Regions from separate parts of the Homo sapiens genome. Here region 2 is linked to region 1. A link is a contact called in ENCODE Hi-C or POLR2A ChIA-PET data. All regions are on one chromosome and are shown on one strand. The core of a region is the stretch at or near the end of the contact, and the rest is flanking DNA. Distances in the headings are between cores, read along the strand shown. Region 1 has its middle 49 kb from the start of KIF2A. Region 2 overlaps KIF2A (kinesin family member 2A).

What was found. A loop is a pair of places that touch in the nucleus more often than their neighbours do. ChIA-PET counts read pairs that join two places held with the same protein, here RNA polymerase II (POLR2A). Pooled maps may share reads with other maps.
Region 2: a loop to region 1 is called in a pooled map, with 2.4 times the contacts of the local background. The contact joins two enhancer-like sites. A Hi-C loop is called at or near these places in 3 of 168 maps with a recorded cell type or tissue (astrocyte of the cerebellum, heart right ventricle and naive thymus-derived CD4-positive, alpha-beta T cell) and 7 of 50 pooled maps. POLR2A ChIA-PET finds 5 or more read pairs at or near these places in 3 of 52 experiments (OCI-LY7, T-cell and activated CD4-positive, alpha-beta T cell).

The regions. Positions count from the first base shown.
Region 1 is chr5:62,254,775-62,260,375 of GRCh38, forward strand. No RefSeq gene overlaps it. Among named protein-coding and RNA genes, the nearest start is that of KIF2A, 49 kb to the right of the region's middle. Within about 2 kb of position 2,162, at least 8 of the 41 ENCODE cell types and tissues checked have a DNase peak (open chromatin) inside an H3K27ac peak, as active enhancers do.
Region 2 is chr5:62,339,344-62,344,944 of GRCh38, forward strand. All of the region lies in intron 1 of KIF2A (kinesin family member 2A), which reads left to right. Among named protein-coding and RNA genes, the nearest start is that of KIF2A, 36 kb to the left of the region's middle. Within about 2 kb of position 2,633, at least 2 of the 41 ENCODE cell types and tissues checked have a DNase peak (open chromatin) inside an H3K27ac peak, as active enhancers do.

The DNA of each region.
Region 1 (5,601 bases), core at 912-3,411:
GCTGCCAAGTCTTGCCAATCATGGCCTTTCCTGTAGTGTTTTGCATGTGTGTGCACACATGTGTTTTTAATTGACTTGAAGACAAAGAGACTCCCCTTAGGAAGCTTTATTTCCTGTTTGCCACTTCCCTAGGACCCAAGATACCCTGATCCCCCTCAATTCATTCTCTGCCTTTCCCTGCTCTTCTTCCCAAGGAAACGAACACCTTCCAACTTTATCACCAGGGCTCCTTTGCCTTCTGGCTTGCATTTGGGTTCAACCAATAGAAGGCACAGATAGGTAATAGATGGGTGGGAGGACAGAGTGGTAGGGAATGTCTTCCCTTGCTTGGCCCATTCTGTAGTGTTTGAGTCCTTCCAGGACTATGGCTTCTCTAGGGTGGCCCCTCTTCAAAGGCTCTGCCCCCCAGGTAAGCTCCAATAGCATCATTTCTTCCCTTTACCTTTTCAGGCCTGGTGCCTCAACATCCTTTTTTGATGCTCTTAACTCTGCCCACACATCTGTAAATAGTCCCTTTATTAAAGGGACTTTTATCTCTTCAAAAATCCCCACAGAATATTCTGTTTCTTGCTGGGATCTTGACTAACACAGGAACTTTCCGTTTAGTTGGGATAAGACTATAGGAACCTTATAATTTATCATCCAAACCAAGACACTTCTGAGAGTGAAAGGGGGCACTATTAATTAAACCATGGCAACGGGCGCAAATCAGAACTGTTCCAGGCCACCGGAATGAATGAGCATCCTAGGTAAGTCAGGCACATAAAAAGATAATTGTTATAATGAAGAGATAAAAACATTTCTAAAAGAGATAATATTACAGCATAGATTAAGGTAAGTGCCAAGGGTGGAATAGACTTTCAGTGCTACAGCCATTCCAAGACAAGAGAGATTATTTCTCCTGGGGAAAGACATTTGAGATCAGTGGGTTGCTCAGTTCTCCTCCAACTAAATGAAGTCACACAATCCATGTGTGCTTGGCTGATTTTGTAGATTTTCTCCAAGAAATTTCAGTCCCAGTTGGGTCCCCCGCCTCCACCCCTCACACACCCAGTGTAACTGTTTCTATTTCTTTCCATTGTTTAGGCTCTGGGTTTTTAAGGAAAGCAAATTAATTTAAATCTTAGCCAATTATTCCTTTTAAAAAATACCAAATGCATTCCTGATTCAATTATAAATCATTGTAAATATCTTATATTTTTGATTCTTTAAACCATGTTTTAGCTTCATTTTGCAAAGATATCTAAGAGGTGGTTTATAAGCTTTGCTTGCAAATAAAACATTTCTGCTAGTAATCACATAAAGCCTAAGTAACCCTAGAAAGCTTCTCTATGTATGTATGTATGTTTACCTTGTCTCTTAAACAAAAGAGTTTGACAATTAACCAATACTCTACAGCCTTGTCACCCTGAGCAAAGTGAACCCAGACTCATTGCACCCCTACTTCTAGCGAATTCAAGCCTACTTGGCCAGGAAATGTTTCTAATGCTCACGTTGCTAGTAGAAGCAAGTTACTATGAGCCCCAGTGTGTGGCTTCAGGCTTGCCAAATCACTGCTTTGTTCAGGCATTTCATACTCAAGAGAATAGTATATAAAAACACACCTCTGCCCAGGAGCAGAGAGCACCATGTAGATTAGGGCAGCCAGAGTTCCTGCTCTACTTCCCAACCAGCTGGTGCTGGTTAGGATTAGACCAGAGGGAGTTGGGGTTGAAAAGGTCTCTCTTGAGAGAGTCAGAAAGGGTCCTACAAGAACAAGACAAACAGGAAAAGAAAGCAGTAACTAGAGACAAAAAGCAACTGCAGACGTGCAAATCATACACAGGAAATAGCACAAATCAACGCAGATAGGTGGGAGTAAAGTGAGAGTAAAAACCACAGTGAGGAAAAGTAAAAGATAACAGAGCAGCCTCTAATTCTACACTGGTAAGCCACTAAAATCCAAAAGGAATGGTGCACATAGAGCAATTGTAGCAGGATGTAAGGTTCAGGCACAAGACAAGGAAAAGCTGCAGTGTGCCTTCGACAGCAGAAAAAATTAGAAATGACCTAAGTGGTTTAACAAATCTATTCAGGCAGGATTCAGATTCCTATAAGGCGCTTTCAGCCTCCTGCCTACTTTATCACCAGGGAAGATCTCCAGCTGCTGTACTGATGGATGGAGGAAGTGCTCTCCTGAACATGGAACACGTGGTATTCTGTAGGAGGAACGAGAGTACTGGAAACTCCCTGATGAGAATATTCTGGGTCCATATGGGGTGTAACATTCTATCAGCCTGTGAATTTTAAAAACCACCCTAAGGCCCCAAACTAATCCTTCAATTATGGGCCATTGCCTGCTGTGTTTTGCATGCATTATGTGAAATGGATTATAACTAATTTTTCAAAGTCAGCAGATTGTTATTTACCCATATGTTGACAATCAGTTTAAAGAGGCAAAAACTGTGAGCTACTTCATGAAAAATACTACACCTACTCAAAAGTCCTCATTGGCAACATCTACAATGGCATTTCCTTTCAAAAATTATATTAAAAGAACTTATGTTACATGTAAAGTGTTATATCTATAATTTATATAGAGAATTTATAATACCTATCGTTTACATAGCATGAATTTATATTAAAATACATAATATTATTAAATTATATAAAAAATTGAAGTATATATACTTTTCTTGTCTAAATATAAAATTTTATATAATATTATAAAATGTGAAATTAATTTTATATTATATATAATTTATTTATAAATAATTTTGTTATGTATATTAACTTTTTAAAGTAAAAGCCAATATAGATGTTATCAATGTGTGTGTGTGAGTGTGTGTGTGTGTGTGTGTGTGTGTGTAATATATAGTATTGATTTAAAAAAACCCTTTTCCTTTTTTTTGTTTTTTTGAGACAGGGTCTCACTCTGTCACCCAGGCCAGAGTATAGTGGCACAAACATGGCTCACTGCAGCCTCGATCTCCTGGGTTCAGGTGATCCTCCCATCCCAGCCTCCGGAATAGCTGGGACTATAAGTGCACGCCACTGTGCCCAGTTAATTTTTTAAAATTTACTTTTTATACAGACAGTCTCACTATGTTGCCCAGGCTGGTCTCAAACTCCTGGGCTCAAGCAATCCTCCTGCCTCAGCCTCCCAGGGTGCTGGGATTACAGGCATGGGCCTCTGTGCCCAGCCAAAAGCCTTTTCTAAAGGTTTTGCAAAGGTTCTACCTGGCAATATGTCAATGTTTGTGTGCATTTTGGTAATCTACTATTACAATGGTTCACTGACAGGTAATTATATGTTTATACAACTTCATTTTCATTAATTGCACAAATACATTATGAAGCCTACTATTTAGTAGGCATATCCCAGTGTAAACTCCAACCAGGAGTTTTCAAGGAACTTTGTAGATCAGTTTGAGACAAGTCCCTTCACAATAGGATAATATCTTGATAGATATGTTCTTAGGTGACAGGGTAGTGGAGGCATCTAGGAGGACTTTTCCAAAGATGGTCTCAGCAGGAGCTGAGTTTTGAAGGATGAATACGAGCTAGATGAAGGGAGGATGAGTAGGAAGGGGAAGGAGCTTCATGCTAAGGGCAGAGGGAACTGCATCTTTCTCAGGCACTGAAACATGGCTCTGCCTAATGCGTTTATGTCCAAGGCACTGGTAAAGTAGACACTGAAGAATGATTGACAATGAGACTAGATAGACAAGGCCTCATATCATTAGGGACTTTGCATGCCAAGTTGGAAACCACGGAAAGATTTTAAGCAGTGACATAGCATGATCAGATGGTAGAAAATGATGTGTTTAAGGAGGAAGGTAATATGACGATATCAAAAACTTCAAGCCACTAATGGAAGAAGGGATAAGAGACAGTGGAAAGAAAGAAGTGGAATGACTCAAGCTGTTTAAAAGGGAGAATCTCAGCCTGGAAAACACAATGAGATCCCACCTCAACAACAACAACAACAAAATTAGCTGGGCATGGTGGCATGCACCTGTAGTCCCAGTTACTTTGGAGGCTGAGGTGGGAGGATCCCTTGAGCCCAGGAGTTTGAGGCTGCAGTGAGTTGTGATTGCATCACTGCACTCCAGTCTAGACAACACAGCAAGACCCTGTTTCTAAAATAAAATTTTTAAAAAGAGAGAGAATCATCTAAGCTCTTGGGACTGCTTGGATATGAAGCAAGAGTGAGAGGAAGAAATCTAGGATGCCTCCCTGATTTCAGGCTAAGACCACAGGATGAGTAGTGGTGCCATTGAAGGCCACAGGACCACTGGAGGATGAACAGGTTGCCATTGTTGGTTGTTTTCATTTTGGAGTGTTTTGGATGAAAGGATGTGAAGATAAAACATTCTATTCGGGGGTGTTCTTGTTTTGAGAAACTATATGGCTCTGAAGCTCCACAGCAAGGTCTGAACTGAAAACTCAAAAACTAGGCATAACCAAGACATTAGCAGAGGTTGAAGATGAGTGTATCTATGAAAAATGAGTAAAGGTAGATGAGCAAAGTCAAGGACAGAATCTTGGGATACACCATCATAAGGCAGGCACCAGACACAGATTATAAAGGAGCAACCAGAAAAATAGAAAGAAAAATAGAGCTTAATTTTTCTTTGAAATCAAACAGAGAAAAGATTTTCAAGAAAGAGGAGTTTACAGTGAGTGTCAGATGCTGCACTGAAGCCAAGAAAGATTTAGGAAAAATAAAAACTTATTATTTTAGCAGTGCATTTTCGTATGTTGAAAAAAATTAAGTTTCTGGAATATAACTAACTGATAATTTTTAATGTGGTCATTTAGTACTGAAAGTCATCATGGGGCTTTAATTCAACATATATTATGTTCTCAAATGATGGCTGAAAGATCATTCCCTGAAAAAGGTAGAACCGTTTGATAAATGGTTCTGTTTTTATGGTGTCACCAGTTGGTTTTTCTAGAAGCAGATGACGAGACATGCCTAGGTAGAATCTGGGGTGTAAGATATTTATGAGAGATCAACACTGGAGGGAAGGGGAAACAGGGAGGGCTGTAGGATGAGAATGTGCCATACCATGCTACAATGTCTGGGCCTTTGTACTTCATCTCACATAGTCACTGGATGTGGACTATGTGACTATGGAAGGGCATGACATCAGGAGGTGACTCTATAGCTGAGACAGACCCTGAAAGAACAAACAGCTGGAGTGCCCACCCACAGCTGGGCAGCAAGTCCTCCTTTGAAGGAGATCTGGCCTGTGTATCCTATTTCAACATCATGCAGCTTGCAGCCATGGCCACATATGGTGTAAGCCACATGAAGCTGAAATGTCAGAGCCTCATCCAGCTATGATTACTGCTTGTTGAAGTAGCCAACTATTAGTTCTTTGCTCCTGTATCAGCATTATAAAGCTATTTCTCTGTCATTACATATATGAAACAATTTTCCAAGGCAAGAAAACATTGAATTACGGTCCCATCACATTGGTTATGTGGGTGTAAAAACCTGGACTAGACAAGAATGTTGTAATTACATTTACTTTTGGAATTAAGTGCTGGATGTATTTTATAACTAAGGCAAAAGAAGAAAATAAATTTAAGTATAAGGCAATAAAGCAGTTG
Region 2 (5,601 bases), core at 1,383-3,882, 85 kb after region 1:
CAGTGATCTAGTCACCTCCACCATCCAATCACCTCCACTGGGCCCCACCTCCAATATAGGGATTACAATTCCACGTGAGATTTAGGCAGGGATGAATATACAAACTATCACACAGCCACTATCGATAGGAAGCATCATGGCACCGAAGAGAAAAGTTTTATATATGTGGACTCAATTATTCTGTATTTCTTCTCTTATTATGTATCTTAGAGAAATTATTGCACATTTGTACCAGTACACATATGTAAGAATGTCCATAGCATCATTGTTCCTAATAGCAGAAACATAAAAACAACTCAAATGTCTGATAGTAGAATAGATAAAATGTATATTTGTGCAATGAAATACTATATTGTAGTGAAAATGAGTTATATACATTTTATATATACAACATAAATGAATTGCAAAAAATAGTATTGAGCAAAAAAAAAAAACACACAGGTCTTAAAATAGTGTTAATCCATGCATATGCAATTTAAAGAGAAGTAAACTGTTTAGATTTCTGTGTGTGTGTGTTACATTTAAAGGTGATAAAACTATAAAGAAAAGCCAAAATATGATTATCTCAAATATCTGGGTAGTTACTTTTAGTACTTTTTTTTTTTTTTTTTTGAGACAGAATTTTGCTCTTATTGTCCAGGCTGGAGTGCAATGGCGCGATCTTGGCTCACTGCAACCTCTGCCTCCCGGGTTCAAGCAATTCTGCATCAGCCTCCTGAGTAGCTGGGATTACAGGCACGCACCACCATGCCCAGCTAATTTTTTGTGTTTTTAGTAGAGAGGGGGTTTCACCATGTTGGCCAGGCTGGTCTCAAACTCCTGATCTCTGGTGATCCACCCACCTCAGCCTCCCAAAGTGCTGGGATTGCAGGCGTGAGCCACTGCACCTGGCAGTTGTTATCTTTGGGAGGGGAATGTATGGGGTTTCAAAAGTGTTTTTTAACCTAGCTGGTGGTAGTTACACAGGCATTTGCTCTATTATTATTTTTCTTTAATGTGGAAGTATATGTGATATAATTCACAGTAAAGTAAATGGTGAATCAGAGAGAGTCAAAGGGCAATGAGTTAGTGAAGATGGAATACAGGAGTTTTCTCAGGTGGATCAGAGAAATGGGATGGTATTGGAAGGCCACATGGAAAGATTGTTGCATTTTCTAGGGAAAGATATTTCTAGTCCTGATTAGTCTTATTAACGTCTATGCATGATCCCTATTAACAACTGAGACTTGAGCATCTCATTGTTCTCCCCCTAGTGGCATCATTCTCCCAGTCATCCAGGCTTGAAACCTTCTTGTTATGCCTGTATGTTGTCACCATATCATGATTTTTTCCTTTGAAAAATTTTTCATGTATCTTATTATTGTTTCTCTTATTACTTAACACCTTTGTTAACAGGTGTTTACTACTTAACTTTCTAAATAAATCATTGGATGTCTTTGTTAAAGAAAAAAATTAAAATTTAAAAAGAAAAATTATAAATTTGTATTATAATTTAAAAAGAGGTATTTGAGTAGCTCAATGAAAAGCCATATATACGACAATTAAAAAATATTTAAAGTCATATTGGGTAAAGTTGGTTTTTAAAAAGAAAATAACATTTTTTAGAGACATCTTTTGGTGCAAATAAAAGCCCCATGCTGCATTGGTATTGTAGGTAGTGTAGATGGTTCTAGTTATCTGATTAATTGGCAAAAAGCAAATGCTTAAGACTTTGTCTATTCATTTCTTATTGCTGGAATTTCGTATTCACTTCTTGTTGGATGAGTAAACTGGATTATGGTAGAGATAAGGCAACATAATTCTCAGTCCTGCCCTGCTCAACCTCTAGAGTTTAGTCTTAGATCAGATGCTTTTGACTCTGCAAACTTGTGATTTAAGGCTTTCTGGATGTGTACACTGGTGGTTGAGGTCATAGAGGTTCCAATATTGAGGAGACTGCTGATACTGGATGTTGTCTCCTTGATTTTTTTTTTTTTGGAGACAGGATCTCACTCTTGCCCAAGCTGGAGTGCCGTGGCACAATCACAGCTCACTGCAGCCTTGACCTCCTAGGCTCAAGCAATCCTCCTACCTCAGCCTCCCAAGTTGCTGGGCCTGTAGGTGGACACCACCATGCCCTGTTGATTTTTAAATTTTTTTTATAGAGTTGAGGTCTCGGTATGTTGCCAACCTAGTCTCAAACTCCTGGGCTCAAGCCATCCTCCTGCTTCTGCCTCCCAAAGTGCTGGGATCACAGGTGTGAGCCACTGTGCCCAGCCTCCTTGATTTGCTTTATCCTCTCATTGCCAATCTCTCTAGCCTGTCTTTGGAGATTAAAGTTTCTGTGAATTTGCGACCTGTAGTCCTGGTACGAATTTTGCTCCACCGGCCCACCTTTTTTTCGCACACCTAGTTATGGTACATTAAGTCACTCCTTGCCTAGAAGGGTGGGAATACCATGGTAGATGCCCAACAATAAGAATGGTTGTGTTGGTCTTGCCTTTTGGAATATCCACATATTTTTCCCCATTCTCATTACTGTGGTAATTCTACTGGTAATTGCATGGAGATCCACCTTGGTAACTCATTTCTTTTTTCTTTTTTTTCCAACTAGATTTGATAGCTAGGTGTCTCATTTCTTTAACCTCAACCACGGCCTCTTCATTTCCTGCTGAGGGTTATTCTTCACAGTAGTCTGATTAAAATGCATCTTCCTTAGGCTGAAATATTTCCTTCCTTTCTGCTGATAAAACCATATCAGTGTTTTATTAAACTCTTTTACTTTCTCCAAAACCTTTGTTGCTATAATCTTCTTGTCCCCACTAGTGGGTATTAGTATATTGTGGGGCTGCCACGGGCAGTTGGGGAAAGGATGGCTGCCAGGTCTTAGCCTCACTACTCATGTTGTAGAGATGGTGATTGATGCGGGGCTTGATGCAGCAGCGGTAGGCTCCTCCCAGATTGTGATGGTGACTGGGCTGCTTATGGCTCTCTGGGGTCCACTCTTCATTCCCACTACCAGTTAAACTCATCCTCTTTCTCATATGCTGTGGCAGCCATGCAGGTGCACTGCTTAGATGTCTCTCTAAGAAAGAATTTCAGTTTCAGGGAGTGCAGTTAGCTGACAACCTCCAGTTGTTAGTACCTTCAGGGCCTTTAGGTTTGGGGTTGAGAACTTGAATTTCCTGGGAAATCCACAGCCAGTGATAGAGCATGGCATGGGTAATAGGACATATCCATTTTGGCTCAGTGCAGGACTCCTCTAATGGGCAGTCTTGCTCTGAAGCACCCTACTGGGTTGACCAAGACTTTGTTAGATCTGCATCAAGGTCTGAGGCTTTCTCTGCTCAGTCCTGCTTCACAGCCACTTCCTTCATAGGTTTCAAATCTGCATCATGGTCTGAAAGTTTTCATTATTTTTTATTTTAATCTTAATTTTTTTTTTTTTTTGAAGTGGAGTCTCGCTCTTGCCCAGGCTGGAGTGCAGTGGAGCGATCTTGGTTCACTGCAACCTCCACCTCCTGGGTTTAAGTGATTCTCCTGCATCAGCCTCCTGAGTAGCTGGGATTACAGGCGCCCACCACCACACCCAGATAATTTTGTATTTTTAGTAGAGACTGTGTTTCACCATGTTGGCCAGGCTGGTCTTGAACCCCTGACCTCAAGTGATCTGCCCGCCTCAGCCTCCCAAAGTGCTGGGATTACAGGCGTGAGCCACCGCACCCAGCCTGGTCTGAAAGTTTTCTGTGCTCAGTCCTCTTTCCTCCCCCTTTTATCTTTAGCAGTAAACCTCTTGTACTCCCAACTCTCTCATCTGCTTCTCAGAGGACTCCAAATGACACATATCACTTCCACTGGTTATTTACCTAATTTGTCTCTGAAATTGAAGTAAGGATTATTTAATTTCCCTTTTTTAACTCCCTTTTGACTCCTCCCAGTATTTTTTTAGGTCATCAATTTCACCCACCCCCAGCACCTGCATCTCCTCTAATGCCCATCTGTATTAGTAAAAGGCACCACTATTTACTCAGTTGCTTTTACATCTTTCACATTTAAGTTTGTGACCCATCTTTTGGGGAAGTGGGGGGAATGGAGGTGGTATTGTGTGAGATAGGAATCAGACAATTAAAAAGGAGTGACTTTAGTAAGGCATGAATGAGGTCACAGGTAATGCGGGTCAGATCATGTAGGGCTTTGTTGTAAGTCATTAATAGGTCATTGAAAGGACTTTAGCTTCTACTCTGTGTGAGATGGGGGAGTCATTGGAAGGTTTTGAGCAAAGGAGTAATATCTGACTCACTTTTTACCAGGAACATTTTGGCTGCTCTGGAGAACAGACAGAGGGCAGATAAGTTGGAAGCAGGAAGACTAGTTGGGAGAGTATCACAGTAATCTAAGTACAAGGCATTGGTAGCTTGCACCAAGATGATAGCAGTGAAGTTGTTAAGAATTGGCTCATTATCTGGGGGCAAGACTCAAGCAATGTCATTTTATTTTGTGAAAGCTCCCTAGGAGTTTCTGGTACACATGAGGGTTGAGAATTTGTGTTACCGTTTATACATTTTTATAGGAATGCCTGGACTTAAGACATATAGACATCTTCATCAGCTTAATTGAAGTGAGTAGAGAAGCATAGTGATTAATAGCAAGTACTTTTACATCTGACCAAGGTTTAGACCCATGCTGCTTATTCACTGTGTAACTTTGAGCTTTATTTTTCTCATCTATAAATGCAGTTACCGGCTGGGCGCAGTGGCTCACGCCTGTAATCCCAGCACTTTGGGAGGCTGAGGCGGGCAGATCATGAAGTCAAGAGATGGAGACCATCCTGGCCAACATGGTGAAACCCTGTCTCTACTAAAAATACAAAAAATTAGCTGGGCGTGGTGGTGCGCACCTGTAGTCTAGCTACTCAGGAGGCTGAGGCAGGAAAATCGCTTGAACCTGGGAGGTGGAGGTTGCAGTGAGCCGAGCGAGATCGCACCACTGCAGTCCAACCTGGTGACAGAGCGCGACTCCATCTCAAAAAAAAAAAAAAATGCAGATACCTACTTTGTAGGTATATTTGTTATGATTAAATGAACCAATGTGAATTAAATGAGCTAGTATCTGACATATTCATACTTAAAAAGTAGTAGCTTAAAGAAATCTGACACATGAGATGATAAAAGTGTTAGGATTGATAATGCTCAGTGTTGTTGAGGGTGTGGAGGAATAGGTCCCACTGTTGGTGAGAATGTATACAAAGGGCGGTTCAGGAATATCTATCAAAATTTCAATTTTCTTGACCCACTAATTCTCCTTCTAGAAATTTTATTTGTGGAAGCATTCACACCTATGTTCAGATATTCAGTGCAGCATCTTTTAATGGCAAACAGTTGGAAATAATACTCCTAATAAAGGAATAAATTGTGATATATTCATTTATGGAATGCTTTGTGGTTATGAAAAATAATAGGTAGGTCTATACATATTGTCATGGAAAGATCACTAGTATGTATTTTAGTTTTTTCTTTAAAAAGCAACACCAGTATATCATTTGAGAGTACTTAACATCCTCACTATTTGAAATCTATAAGATTATGTTCATTTATTACTTATATGGATTTTTATATGAGCTCA